Linked DNA regions of Homo sapiens: region 2 is linked to region 1. Evidence: read pairs that join two places in POLR2A ChIA-PET (ENCODE). Cell type or tissue: MCF 10A. All regions are shown on one strand.

The links. Peaks named below come from ENCODE experiments on the same cell type or tissue, not always from the same donor. Only the 100,000 strongest peaks of a DNase experiment are listed, where the experiment ranks them.
Region 2: POLR2A ChIA-PET joins it to region 1 with 5 read pairs; 2 of 35 experiments call an interaction of 5 or more read pairs at or near these places.

The regions. Positions count from the first base shown.
Region 1 is chr6:17,571,850-17,579,849 of GRCh38, reverse strand. No RefSeq gene overlaps it. Among named protein-coding and RNA genes, the nearest start is that of FAM8A1, 24 kb to the left of the region's middle. In MCF 10A, no CTCF peak of the experiment used is centred here; a DNase peak (open chromatin) is centred at 4,809.
Region 2 is chr6:17,213,056-17,221,055 of GRCh38, reverse strand. No RefSeq gene overlaps it. Among named protein-coding and RNA genes, the nearest start is that of RBM24, 64 kb to the left of the region's middle. In MCF 10A, no CTCF peak of the experiment used is centred here; no DNase peak of the experiment used is centred here.

The DNA of each region.
Region 1 (8,000 bases):
GCCTGTAGTCCCAGCTACTCCGGAGGCTGAGGCAGGAGAATGGCGTGAACCCGGGAGGCGGAGCTTGCAGTGAGCTGAGATCGCACCACTGCACTCCAGCCTGGGTGACAGAGTGAGACTCCGTCTCAAAAAAAAAAAGAAAGAAAAAGAAAATACTGAAACAATTTTTTCAAAATAAAATGAAGTTGACGTTCAAGTTCATTCCAACAAATTTGAAAACCCAGAGAAAATAGGTTATTTCCTAGGAAAATGATAAATTGCCAAAATTGACTTAAAGACAAAAACCTAAAGACATTTATAACCACTAAAAAAATTAAAAAATCAAAATACTTGTCAAAAACAATTAACTTTTTATTTTTTCAGTTATTTTTAAATTATAATTTTATAGTTTTATTATTTGAGTTTTGAGACAACGCCTATATAATATTTGTATTTTGGAATTTGAGACATTAATTTTGAACTATTGCATGATGAATTTTTAAATATGTTCCATAAGATATTGGAAAAATGGGCTGGGTGTGGTGGCACACGCCTGTAATCCCAGCACTGGGAGGCCCAGGTGGGTGGATCACCTGACATCAGGAGTTCGAGAGCAGCCTGGCCAACATGGTGAAGCCCCATGTCTACTAAAAATACAAAAAATTAGGCAGGTGTAGTGGCAGATGCCTGTAATCCATGCTAATTGGGAGGCTGAGGCAGGAGAATCGCTTGAACCCAGCCTGGACAATAGAGCAAGACCCTGTCTCAACAAAGAGAAAAAAAAGATATTGGAAAAATGGTTTATATAATACTTGGAACTTTCTAGCTAATCTTTAAAAACCAGAATATTCCTTGTTTGTCTACCTATCATCTATTTATAATTATAAAAGTAATCCAAGCTTATTATAACAAATTTAAACCACAAAAAAAGACAATTGTGTTTGCACCTCAAAGGATTACCACTCACTGTTAAGTCAGTACATATCTTTCCACATTCTTCACTGCTTTTTCAAACATAAAAAATAAACTTTGAATGTTTTAATTCTTTAATGTTTGCTTTATTATAATTAATTTATTTTTCCTATATTCCTTGATTATGTTTCATTTCCTTTCCCTAAGTTTTTGGCTGGAATGCTTATCATTCTATAATCCTTTGTCACTAAGTTATTATTGTAATACCCACCTCTCTTCTTTGAATCAAAAATTATTTAAAAGAGTAAACTTTTTCAATGCCTGCATAACTTTGGTTAATTTTTTCTTCTGTTAGCTCTATTGTCTTGCACTCAGAGACTGGCCCATGTAATATTTACTTTTCAGACTCCAAGATTTTCACTTTATCAAATACAGGATTAAGTCCATAAGACAATGGAAAAACAACTATATTCTGTTTTTAGAGTTCCAATAATCTTTCAAATCAATCTTAATTATATAATTCTGATTTCTTGTATTGTAGTCCATTTTTTTCTGCCTAGTCAGTCTGTCAAAGACAGAAATATATATGATAACACACTACTTATATATTTTTAAAAATCCATCTTTTTGCATTTTTAATGGTTAATATACTTAATATATTAACAACTAATATATTTTCATGAAAAACAATTCAACACTGGCAGGTAGCATTCTAAGATGGTCTCTAAAATTCCTGGTGGCTAGTATACATTCCACGTAATAATCCCCTCTTCTTGAGTGTGAGAGAAATCTGGGAATGTGGGTGGCTATGAGTCCCATGATTAAGTTATGTTATATGGAAAAGTTGAAGGGATTTTGCAGATATAACTAAGGTTCTGAATCAATCAATTTTAAGTTGATCAAATGATAGATTATCCTGAGTGGGCCTGACCAAATCAAGTGAGACCTTTAAAAGAGAGTTGGAAGGTCAGAAATAGAAGGGGTTAGAGAGATTTGAAGTGAGAGAGAGCCCCATGCTGGCCTTGCGGAAGCAAACAGCCATGTTGAGAACTGCCTATGGGAGGGGCCGTGTAGCAAGGGCTTGCACACGGCTTCCAGGAGCTAAGAGTGATCCCAGCCAATATCCAGCAAGAAAGCAGACACCCCAGTCCTACAGTCTCAAGGAACTGAATTTTACTAATGTAGGATACAGTAAATTCCTCTTCTAAGTTTAGCCTGTTAACTTCCTTTAAAATTCAAGAGGAAGAAAAATTGTTAAGTACAATGAATTCTGAGTTCCTCTTCAAAAAACCAATATGTCAGTATGTTCAGCTTCCCTGTCCTTTGTCCTCCATTTTAAAGTTTAACGTCCTCATTCTTTACCCTCCTAGCCTCTATCACCTGTTCTGTCTTTAGGGATCCTTAGTCACATGCTCTGTCCTCAGCCATCCTTAGTCACCTGTGCTGTCCTTAGGCATCCTTAGTCACCTGTTCTGTAACCATGCCTCCCACCGAAACTACTCACCCCACCACTCTGGGTGGTACCCTTGCTCTCTTTAAAATAGCCAGTCAGCATTAGCTTAGACTGTGTGGTCCAACCCTAGCCAATAGGGGAGAGAGGCAGCAGTAGGGGCTAGCTGCATGCTTTAGGAATAAGACTCCCTTCCCCTCCCTTGTCTGGTGTGCTCTCGCCATTGCTGTATCCATGAGATGCACCCTTCTATAGAAGTAAATTGCCTTGCTGAGAAAACTTGCCTGAGTGCTATTTTCACTTGGTGGCACCAAGCATTTACTTCCAACACTAGTAACTTGAATGAGCTTGGAAGAGGATCCTAAACCCTAGATGAGTAGATGAGAACACACCTTAGCTGGCATCTTGATTTAATTTCAATTTTGTGAGATCCTAATAGTAACCAATACTTTTATAAGCACGCAACTACACTGGGCCCAGACTTCTGACCTATGGAAACTATGAGATAATAAATGAGTAATGTTTCAAGCTGCTAAGTTTGTAGTATTGTGTTATGCAGCAAGAGAACACAAATACAAACATATAAAGACTTCTGAGAGTTATATTTTTGGTGTTAATTAGATCTTTCATGATTATAAAATAACCTCTATTGTTCTGTTTAATATATTTGCTTTACATATTTTAATATTTTTGTTATTATACATATTACTAATATTGTGATTTCTGTTTTATTGGTGTTTGCTTTCATTTATTATCCCTTTGTCATCCTTTTAGTTCTAAAGTTGTGAGATACTTCTAGAAATAGTGTCTATATACATATATATATTTGTTTAATTGAATTTTTTGTATTTTCATGATATAATTTGTCACATTTTATTTATTGGTATCTCTTTTGATCTTAATTTTTCGTCTCGTGCTGTTATTTCTGTATCTTATTCTTTGTTCAGTTATTTTCTGTACTTTGGTATATAACTATATTTTTGTTTGTTTTCTCTTTTTCAGTGACTTTAGAAAGTATGCATTTAAACCTTGTTTTTAGGAATAAAAAAATTTACATTTTTCTAAAGGATTCTTCTACTTGTGTATTTTTTTCAAGGCAGGGACTAGGGCTCTTGTCCCCTTGTACCCTTAGTATCAATCACATAGAAATGTTTAAAAAATGTTTGATTGGCCGAGCATGGTGGCTCATGCCTGTAATCCCAGCACTTTGAGAGGCCAACGCAGGTGGATGGCTTGAGGCCAGGAGTTCAAAACCAGCCTGGGCAACATGGTAAAACCCTGTCTCTACAAAAAATACAAAAATTAGCCAGGTGTGGTCCCAGCTTCTTGGGAGGCTGAGGCAGGAGGATCACTTGAGCCTGGGAGGTGGAGGTTGCAGTGAGCTGAGATTGCACCATTGCACTCCAGCCTGGGTGACACAGCAAGACTGTCTGAAAATAAATAAATAAATAAATAAATAAATAAATAAATAAATAAATACAAAACATTTGGTTTGCTGAATTGAAATCACTAGGTTCTAAGCAATTGTGCTGGTAAGTAGCTTTTACCATTTTTTTTCAAATAAGCATTTAAAAATATTATTTGATTTTTCTCTTTGGGTTATATCATGTTCATGTTGGTTTTAAACCATATTCTTCATATACACTCTCTTGAAACAGACACCTGTAATCTGAAACAAAAAATAAAAATAACTTGATGGACTAGAATGTAATTACCTTCTTCTGATTTTTTTTCTTTACTTTTTTTTTTTTGAGAAGGAGTCTTGCTCTGTTGCCCAGGCTGGAGCAAAGTGGTGCAATCTCAGTTTACTGCAGCCTCCACCTCCTGGGTTCAGGGGATTCTCCTGACTCAGCCTCCCGTGTAGCTGGGATTACAGGTGCATGCCACCATGCCTGGCTTACGTTTGTTATTTTTAGTAGAGACGGGGTTTCAGCATGTTGGTCAGGCTGGTCTCGAACTCCTGACCTCAAATGATCCATCCAAGTTTACCTCCCAAACTGCTGGGATTACAGGCGTGAGCCACCGTGCCTGGCACTTTTTTTTTTTTTTTTTTTTTTAGAGATAGGATTCAGTCTGTTGCCCAGGCTGGAATGAAGTGACTCAATCATAGCTTATTGCAGCAACCTCTTGGCTTTAAATGATCCGCCTGCCTTGGTCTCCCAAAGTGCTGGGATTATAGGTATGAGCCACCGTGCCTGGCGACAATCTGTTTTTCTGATACATACTCACCTTACTTAATAATATATTGTGCACATTTTTCCAAGTTCTTGGAAGGAAGGTATTTCTGGTAATGGAACCAATAAATCAGAGGGTGCATGATACATAAATCCAAATTTGTAATCACTTAAGTACATTGTAAGTTTATTTCTCATGTAAGTGCCCACGACGAGTACAGGTCAGTGAATGGCTCTATTCCATACTGTGATTCAGAGACTGAGGCTCTTTCTAACTTGTTATTCTTGCATAACCAGAGTATACTGTCATCTGCATGATTTAGGCTGGTTGCCATGCCTAGGATCTGGCTAGTAGAAGGGAAAGGGAACATGGAGAAAATATACTGTCTAAAAAGACTAAGTCCTGAAGTGAGATTTACCACATTACTTTATACTCACATTCCTTCAGGGGGGATATAGTCACATGGCCATCCAACTGCAAGAGAGGCTGGGAAATGATAAGAAGGGGAGACTAGATTTTGGTACACAGTTTTGTTATATATTTGTTTAATTTCATATGTGAAAAAAATTTTAACACATTAATCTCATTGTAAAAGAATTGTCTTTGAAGGTATCACAGGCACTTGTCAAATGGGCACACCTCTAGTTAGTGGCAGATCCAGAATGGAAACAGATCTTTTGACACTGATGGCAAAGCTTTTTCTATTTTTTTTTTTTTTTTTTTTTTTTGAGACAAAGTCTCACTTTGTTGCTCAGGCTGGAGTGCAGTGGTGTGATCTCAGCTCACTTCAACCTCCCCCTCCCAGGTTCAAGCGAGTCTCCCGCCTCAGCCTCCCCAGTAGCTGGGATTACAGACGTGCGCCACCATGCCCAGCTAATTTTTGTATGTTTAGTAGAGACGGGGTTTCACCATGTTGGCCAGGCTGGTCTTGAGCTCCTGACCTCGTGATCTGTCCACCTCGTCCTCCCAAAGTGCTGGGATTACAGGCGTGAGCCACTGCACCCAGCCGGCAAAGCTGTTTCTAATGAATGATACGGACAGGAGGTTGGGAAATACTAAGCAGAAAAGGGCAGTGTCGCGGACAAAGCCCCATCCTCAAACCTGGACCTGCAGCCCAAAGCGAAAACATGCATTCCTGTTTTCCAGCTGGAAATGTTGCCTTTTCCAAAACCACCCTGGCCCACCCTATCCCCCATCCTGTACCCATAAAAAGCCAGGCTCCACTGGCAGAGAGGCAGAGAAGGAGAGAAGGAACAGCCAGACATTGGAGACAAGAGAAGCAGCAGCTGGACATCAGAGAGAAGCAGCTTGACTTCACAGGGATGGCTTAATGATAAGACCTTGGAGAAGAGTTTGGCCAGGGATGGCCAAACTCCAGGGGAAGACCACCTTCCCACTCCATTCCCTTTCTAGCTCCCCATCCAGCTGAGAGCCACTTCTACCGCTCAATAAAATCCTCCACATTCACCACCCTTCAATTCATTCATGTGACCTTATTCTTCCTGGATGATGGACAAGGACCCGGGTGTGGGTACAAGAGGCTGTCACACTGACCCTCCACTGAGCTGTGTAACACTTAAGCCAACCATGGATGGCAAAGCTAAGAGAGTGCACTCTAACACATGCCCTCTGGGGCCTTGGGGTTGGCAGGCAACCCCTAGATGCTGCCATGGGCTCTCACGGAGTTCTGCTCCTGCTGGTTGCCCAGAAGCACTTGTCCTGGCCCCTGTACCCACTCGCCTGCATGCTCCCACTTCTGTAAGGGGTTGAGAGCTATAGTCTGAGTCCCACGAAGGGGTCAAGGGAATTATCCTGTTTCATTAATGCAAGGCTTACTTTACTTTTTTAAAGTTAATGAAGTATGAGCTTTTTTTTTTCACTGAAGATAAACACTATTAGAAATATCTCTGTCTGGTGAGAGGTTGAAGCTTTTTTGAGAGAGACTTCTATAAACTATAGAGTATGGGGTTAATTTAATTTGAGAAAATGGTTGTCTAGTCAGTTGGTAGAAGCAGCCTGTAGACCATATTGCTGGCATAATTATTTTAGATGCTAACAAATGAGAGAACATTTTGATAACTCCATGAAAATCTCTCAGATTTTAGTTGTTAACGATGGGACATCATTCCCTGAATTCCACATTCACTAAATAGGCTTCCATTAAAATATTCCTTTTTTATTCTCCAGATACTTGTATATCAGCTTTGAGCATGTAGGGTAAGTGTTGACTACTTATTTGGTGAATTTGTACAGGTAATTTGGATAACTTAGGTTTTCAAATACTATTTTTCAGTAGGCATGTATAGTTGCTTTTTGCTTCACTTTACCAGATAAATACCAAAATCTCCGTTTCAATTTGCCATTGTAGTCAGAGCTAAAGAAACAACTCATAATGGTGGTGGAAATTCCTGGTTATTTCAGCCAGCTTTTCTCTTTATCCCAGAACATAAAGAATACAAATAACTTACAACTCCTTTAAAAATCATATTGCTATAAATTTATATCCTATTACTGAAGATAACATGTCATACATAGTTCTTGTAGAATATTTCTCCAGACCTCTATACATCTTTTAGTAATGCTACAGGACAACGTCTTCAAATATATGTAAAAGATCATAAATTTTATCATGCTTGATTGCAGAAGGTAATCACTCTCCTGGAACAGAGAGTCTGCATCCTTCTAACTCTGATATGTTCTCTACAGCTTTTAAATTGAAGAGGAATGCCTGCAGCAGGGGCTATCACACTATCAGCTGCATGCAGGGCGGGCTGCTGGAGGGCATGTGTCATTAGCATCACCCTGTGAGGGGATGCATACTATTCATTATGTGTGGACACTATTATGCCCCACAGGGACAATAAGCAGGAAAGATCAGTCTTCCGAAACCTCATTCTCCCAAAACAAATCTACAGAACTACTATATTCATGGGAAGACTTCCTATTGTAGGTTTATTGACTTTTGAGTGAAAGAAATGAGGTCACAGAGTTATTATTAAAAATAACAAAAAAGTTTTCAAATGCATACCTCTGATCAGTTGCTTGGATGAATTATTGAACTCAGGAAAGTACTAACTGATTTTCAGTGAGAAAACCTTTGTAATATTGGTGAATGCAATTTAAAACCTGGCATTATAGTTTATTAAGTGGTGCATTTACTTCATCTGAATCTTCAGGTTATTATGAGGGTATCATTCTGTTGATGAAAAAAGTCAAACTGTAAAATATTTAAGAGATTTATTCTGAGCCAAATATGAGTGACCATGGCCCATGACACAGCCCTTAGGTGGTTCTGAGAACATGTGCCCAACGTGGTTGGGGCACAGCTTGGTTTAACATATTTTAGGGAGACAAGAGACAGCAATCAAATACTTTAAAGATATACATTGGTTCTGTGCAGAAAGGTGGGACAATTCGAAGTGGGGAAGGTTGGAGGTCAAGGTCTTAGGTAGATTTTAAAATTTTCTGATCGGCAATTGGCTGA
Region 2 (8,000 bases), 360 kb after region 1:
TTGCAGTTCCTGTAGGTGACAACTAACCTGTATTTATTTCCTTAATACAGACAAACAGCTTATCTGAATCTGGAGGTGCTGGGTTTTTTTTTAATAATGCCTTAAAACAAAAGACATTCTAGAATAGATTGGATTTTTAGAATTTATTATTTTATACCACAGAAAGCAGCAGCTTATTTTGCCTTCCTAGTCCTGCCAGAGACGTTTGAACCAGAGCGACTCCATCTTGAATGGGGGCTGGGTAAAATGAGGCGGAGACCTCCTGGGCTGCATTCCCAGGAGGTTAGACGTTCTTAGTCACAAGATGAGATAGGAAGTCGACACAAGGTACAGGTGACAACGACCTTGCTGATAAAACAGGATGTGATAAAGAAGCCTGCCAAACCCACCAAATCCAAGATGGCGACAAAAGTGATCTCTAGGCGTCCTCTCTGCTCATTACACGTTAATTATAATGCATTAGCATGCTAAAAGACACTCCCACCAGTGCCTTGGCAGTTTACAAATGCCATGGCAACATCTGGAAGTTACCCTAAGTGGTTTAAAGTGGGGAGAAACCCTCAGTTCCAGAAATCCCAGCCCCTTTCCCAGAAAACTCATGCATAATCCACCCCTTGCTTAGCATAAGTCAAGAAATAACCATAAGTATTCTCAGTTTAGCAGCCCATGCCACTGCTCTGCCTGTGGAGTAGCCATTCTTTTATTCCTTTACTTTCCTAATAAACTTGCTTTCACTTTGCTGTATGGACTCACCCTGAATTCTTTCTTGTGTGAAGTCCAAGAACCCTCTCTTAGGGTGTGGACTGGGACTCCTTTCCAATAACAGTCCTAGGAACTAGGAAGTTAGGAAATTAGATCTAAAGTCTCCTCTCCCTTTCTCCACCTCCTTCCCGCCTCTCTTTGTTTTAGTTTTTGGACCTATTCATTGGTTATCCAGCACTTTTTCTGTCGTTATATCAGCATCTTTATTGCCTTCTCATCTCTGGTTCGTTCATTTCTTTTCTCCTTGGATCAACACTTAAAAGTATTTAAAGTAGGTTTTTGACAGAGTCCTTTTATCATCTCTCTTTTTATTTTTTTTTAAATTGTGGGCCAACCCTCAAAACAATTAAAAACAAAAATTGGAACTCAAATATATCACTTAAGAATATAGTTTTTTTCCAGATGTTCTTGTGATATTCCTTTTCATTGTGATAGAGCTATTTTTTCCAATGACATTAAATGAGGACATGTTATGACCAGAACAAGGCTGGCTCCTTGTTGGTCTCAGGATGTTCCTATGAACACATTTGTGTGAATGTTTGCAGATGTCTTTGTGTGAAACATAGGCAGTTTTCCACTGAGAAATGAAATTCAGGGAATTAAACTGAGGATTCCTTCTTAAGGGCACCAACACATTTTAAAATAACATTTTAGTTTGGAAGGAGAAACTCCATTAAACTCAATTAAAAGAGGGATATGCTAAATCTCTTTCCTAATCATGGTAATTTTCCTCTTACCCATTTTGGAACACTTGTAAGTGCTTTCCTCCTTTTGCCAAACTCACTTGAATTTTGCAAGCCTGCAATTTGTGGACATTCAGTTGTGGCTGATACTGTAAGTAGCAGGCACATATTAGCAAAATATACAGTGTTGAAATCAGTTTCCCTCTTTGGGGGCTCTGTGTGGTAATGTGGCTGTGGCTTTGGCTTTGGGCCGTGGACCGCTTATGCACCATACTGCTTTCACAGTCATGCCTACCGTCTTAGCTTGAAAAGCATGGCCTGAGACTAGGGCCTGGTGCAGCCAGTGCACTTAGGAAAATGCACCCAAGGAGTAGCAGTGGGGGAGGAGGTGTTTGGGAGAGCGACGTGGGGAAGAAGGGAAGCCAACTCAACAGAGTGCAATTGAGCTGGTTTCTCTCATTGTCAGTTAGGGACCTAGCCCACTGCAGATCCTCTGAGAAACCTTCTCAAGTGTACTTGAAGATTATTCACAAGAGAAGGAGGAGTATTTATTCCCAGGCTCAACTTTCCTTGCTCAAAGATTGTCCCAAAGGTGTTGACTCCCTCCTGTCCCAGTCCCAGGCCCACAAATGTGGCAGGGTGGCTGGATGGTGTCTGCAGGCCTCCCATTGAGCAGTGACAGAGAGTTCAGGGCAGTGAGCAAGAGAAAGGCTGCTCTGCTGAGGCCAGTGCGCCAGGACACACCTGTAAGCCCCTGGCTGCTGCAGCAATGGGCAAAGCACAAGGCACACTGAAAGATGCCCCCTGCACCTACACACCAGGAAACATATTTCTACCTACACACCAGGAAACATATTTCTAAACGTAATCAGCTTCTGACTATGCTTTATCAGCAGCTTCTGGCATTGAATTTGGGGATAGATATGAATGCCACATTTCAAGATAGCCACAGTAAGACAGTGAGTGGCAGTGGACTGTTCCTTCTGTTCACACCTCTTGGTGACCTGGTGCTACCTTTGCAGAGTCCCATGGGAAGCCACATATGGCAGGCAGATCACCCAACCAGCTCAGAAGCCCAAGGGCACTTTCTTAGTGGACAACTGGATCACCCACCCACCTTGTCCACTCAGGAAGTGTCCTTGGACTTCTGTAATGCCACAGACCGTTTCTACTTGCTCACACCTGGAAGCCCTGAGTGCTAATAAAAGAAACATCAACAGGGGAGGGATATAAGTGCTGCAGTGTTTGTGATTAGCTGCTATTGTCAGGAACATGGCTAATGCTGCAGGGGGAACCTGCAAAACTCACCCAACTGTCGTGCACTGGCGCTAGAACAACATGCACATCACAAAGTTGGTTTTATAGCCATAAGGTGTTACTACAGCCTTTGGCACGTGGTCAGCATCATTTCACAAACACTTTCCCCAGTGACCTCAAATCATTTCCTTATATACATAGGTGCATACATATATAAACATATCTATGCCAAAAACATCCTGGTGTAATTAAGGACAGCAACAACTGTCTATAAAAATCCCCTTAATACCCAGTTCAGTGTCGAACCACTTCAGGAGTCTCTCCCTCCATTAAAAAAATTTTTTAAAATAATATTTTAATGACTTTAATACTTTTTAATGACTGTTGGTATAAAAACGAATATAATCTAGGCTGGATTTATGACTATATATTTATTATAATGACTATCATTCATATTCAAGAATATATCAAAATATAGTATTTGTAATATTATTTTATTATTTTTAATTATTAGATTCTTTTTTTTCTGATTTTTAAGAGAAATTAAGATTAAGACATTTCTGTTGGCCCTAGAACCTGTACCTACCGTGACTGATGGGTAAATTGGCCCTGTCCAGCCCAGAGGAGTTGACCCGTTGTTAATGTCCACGTTCCTCCCAAAGGCTTAGCAAACATCATAACTACATCTTGAAAATAAGTACTAAAAACAAATGTGACTGGTAGTAATTTGCTACAAATAGAAATTAATTTTAAAAAGCAAAAGACAAATGTCATGTTCTTTCTTTCCTTTCCTTTATCCTTCCTCTCTTCTGTTATTGAAATTAAGCTTTTAAAATTTTGAGACCAAGGCTGGGTGTGGTGGCTCACACCTGTAATCCCAGCACTTTGGGAGGCCGAGGTGGGCAGATCACATGCGGTCAGGAGTTCAAGACCAGCCTGGCCAACATGGTGAAACTCTGTCTCTACTAAAAATACAAAAACTCGCTGGGCGTGGTGGTGGACGCCTGTAATCCCAGCTACTTGGGAGGCCGAGGCAGGAGAATTGCTTGAACCCAGGAGGCGGAGGTTGCAGTGAGCCAAGATCACGCTACTGCACTCCAGCCTGGGCAACAGAGCAAGACTGCATCTCAAAATAAATAAATAAATAAATAAATGAATGAATGAATAAATAAATAAATAATAACTCTGTCTCAAAATAAATAAATAAATAAAATAGAATTTTGAAACCATTGTTGAATCACATGCAGTTGTAAGAAATAACACAGACACAGAGATCCTGTATACCCTTCACTTGGTTTCCTCCCGTCTTCCTTCCTTTTTATTTATTTATTTATTTTGAGACAGCGTCTCGCTCTGTCACCCCGACTGGAGTGCAGTGCAGTGGCACTATCTCAGATCACTGCCAGCTCCGCCTCCCAGGTTCATGCCATTCTTCTGCCTCAGCCTCCCAAGTAGCCAGGAACTACAGGCACCCCCCACCATGCCTGACTAATTTTAGCCAGGATGGTCTCGATCTCCTGACCTCATGATCCGCCCGCCTCGGCCTCCCAAAGTGCTGGGATTACAGGCGTGAGCCACCGTGCCCGGCCCTTCCTTTTTAAATCACACAGTTTCACTGCTCAGTGACACATTACATCAAAATTTGTATCAAAATACAATTAGCAATCTTTTCTCTAAGCTGCTGGTACAAATCTTTTTTTGCACTTGGATCTTTGCTTGCGGACCTAATTAAACTAAGAGCTTCTGCACAGCAAAAGAAACTATCAACAGAGTAAACAGACCATCTACAGAATGGGAGAAAATATTCAAAAACTATGAATCTGACAAAGATCTGATATTTAGAAACTATAAAGAACTCAAACAATTCAACAGGCAAAAGACAAATAACCCCATTAAAAAGTGGGCAAAAGACATGAACAGACACTTTTCAAAACAAGACATACAAGTGGCCAGCAAATACCTGAAAAAATGTTCCACATCAGTAATCATCAGAGAAATGGGAATCAAAACCACAGTGAGATACCATCTTATACCAGTCAGAATGGCCATTATTAAAAATCCAAAAAAATAACAGATGCTGGTGAGGCTGCAGAGAAAAAGGGAATACTTATACACTGTTGGTGAGGATATAAATTAGTTCAGCCACCATGGAAAGTAGTTTGGAGGTTTCTCAAAAAACTTAAAACAGAACTACCATTCAACCCAGCAATCCCATTACTGGGTTTGATTTATTTTCTTTTGGGTATATACCCAAATAAATCATTCTACCAAAAAGACACATGTACTTGTATGTTTATCACAGCACTATTCATAATAGCAAAGACAAGGAATCAGCCTAGATGCCCATTAGCAGTGGACTAGATAAAGAAAATGTGGTACATTTATACTATGGAATACTATGCAGCCATAAAAAGAATGAAATCAAGTCTTTTGCAGCAACATGGTTATAACTGGAGGCCATTCTCCTAAGCAAATTAATGCAGGAATAGAAAACCAAATACTGCATGTTCTCACTTATAAGTGGGAGCTAAGCACTGGGTACATGTGGGCATAAAGATGGGAACAATAGACACTGGGGACTAGTGGAGAAGAAAGGGAGGCAGACAAGCTGAAAACCTTGAAAAGCTACCTATTGGATACTATGCTCACTACTTGGATGATGGGATCATTCATACCCCAAACCTCAGCATCACACAACATACCCATGTAACAAACCTGCACATGTACCCCTGAATCTAAAATAAAAGTTGAAATTATTAAAAATAAATAAATAAAATAAACCTTTACTTGCATTTAATAATTTGTCATTTGACACTAGTAATAGTTCCTAAATGTTTTTTAAAAGGCCCTAAAATGTTAAGTTGTGCTTAATATGAATTCCACCTCAAATACTGTCATTCTTATTTTTCTAATTTTTAAACACTTGAGCACCTTTCTCTAAATGTGTTAAATAAATTTTTTTTTTTTTTGAGACAGAGTCTCACTCTGTCACCCAGGCTGGAGTGCAGTGGCGCGATCTTGGCTCACTGCAAGCTCTGCCTCCCAGGTTCATGCCATTCTCCTGCCTCAGCCTCCCAAGTAGCTGGGACTAAAGGCGCCCGCCACCACGCCTGGCTAATTTTTTTGTATGTTTAGTAGAGATGGGGTTTCACCATGTTAGCCAGGATGGTCTCGATCTCCTGGCCTCGTGATCCACCCACCTCGGCCTCCCAAAGTGCTGGGATTACAGGTGTAAGCCACTGCACTGGCCCTAATAAAATCTTAATATGTATTGCCCTGGAATGATCCTAACCTGCAATAGACAACATTGTGTAAGTTGGGTTGCTTTGGCATTGACCTTAAATATCCATGCCAGATAGTAGCATAAGAAAAACAAGTGCATGGATTTCCTTATCCCAACCTCACACCCTTTTGTGGGAAGGAATTGGAAGAAAGCTCCTAGATGCAGAGCCAGTTTTCTCAATCTCAACACTATTGACACTTTGGGATGGATAATTCTTTTTTTGGGAGGGGCAGGGGGAGCTGTCTGGTGCATTGTAGGATGTTTGGTAGTATCCCTGGCTTTTACCCACTAGATGCCAGTAGCACCCCTGACCCACCCTACCAGCTGTGACAATCAAAAATGTCTCCAGACATGGCTAAATGTCTTCCGGAGGACATCATTTATCTTGGTTGAGCTCCACTGGCTCAGAGGATCCAGAGAGGCAGAGAAAGGATTGTGAGACTAGGACTATAAAGGATGTCTCCAGGTTTGTAGGAACTTTTGCACATTTTTTTTCCTGAAAACCCTGGAAGTCCTAATTTCTTCACTGACCCCCCTGCGTTGCTGAGACAAAGGCATAGAGTGCAGGCTCCAGAGCTAGACTGCTCAGACTCAAATCCTCGCTTTGCCAGTTGCTAACTGGGGGGCTTCAGGCAAGTTTTGATCCCTAAGCCTGATTTCCTCATTGTGAAATGGGGATACGATAGAAGCCACCTCACATAAGAGAATCCATACTAAGTGCTTATCACCGATCAGAGGCCTGGCACGTTGCAAATAGTGTTAGGCACGTGTGCACGCACACACACACACACACCCCAGAGCAGTTGCAGTTAAGGCATTTTCGCAGAAATTACGGTGATGGCTATCTTTTGTAAGTAATTATGGTGATAGCTATCTTTTGTATGGTGGATTAAAGGACATCCATCGTATTGTGAAGGATTTAATAATAAATAAGTTACAGAAATTAACTGCCTTTACAGAAATAGGGAAGGCAGTGTTTAATAACTAAGCGTAAGGGCGTAATTCCTCTGCTCTGCTGAGAAGCCAGGTTAAAGCACTTATTATTGGCTAGGCATTAATTACATTATTCCTGATCCTCCTTACAGTCACGTAAGGTGGCCATTATTATGCCCAATTTTAGGGTAAAGAAATAAAGTTCAGAGAGGTTAAGTCACTAGCTCAAGGTCACAGCACTAATAAATTGCTAACAGGGGAGTCTAGCTCACATCGGATTTAATTCAAACCCTTTCTTTTGCGGCTGTGCAATATAATAGAAAGTGGACGAGTAAAAGGCAGGCAGAGGGAAGATGAACTGAAATGACCCAGGGAAAGATTGTAAAGGAGGCACTTGGCCAGAGAGAGAAAATGCCAAGAGTGAAAGATGAGAGCTGTTCTTTTAGCAGAGGGAGCTGAGATTCCTTGACAGATAGTAACACTAATCTTCACTTGTCCTTTCTTTAAATTTTTTTTTTTTTTTTTGAGACAGAGTCTCGCTCTGTCACCCAGGCTGGAGTGCAATGATGCGATCTCTGCTCACTACAACCTCCACTTCCCAGGTTCATGCCATTCTCCTGCCTCAGCCTCCCAAGTAGCTGGGACTACAGGCACCCACCACCACGCCCGGCTAATTTTTTTTTTTTTTTTTGTATTTTTAGTAGAGACGGGGTTTCACCATGTTAGCCAGGATGATCTTGATCTCGTGACCTCGTGATGCGCCCACCTCGGCCTCCCAAAGTACTCGGATTACAGGTGTGAGCCACCGCGCCTGGCTGTCCTTTCTTTAAATTTTTAAGGAAATTGAGAAAGAGAAAAGGCAGATGTTGGAAATTCAGCTGGAGAAGATATTTCGAGGTGTCACTTTGTGCTGTCTGCAGTGATGGGAGCTCTCAGTGTGAAGCCCTAATTTAGGCTGTCCAGAGAAACCCAGCCAGAGAGTGTCCTGTTGGCAGAAGGATGGAGAGGTTTATAGGAGAAGGGCCTTGGGAAAAGAGAAGGGATTTTGAATTCTGCCTTGGCTGAGAAAACAAACAATTATT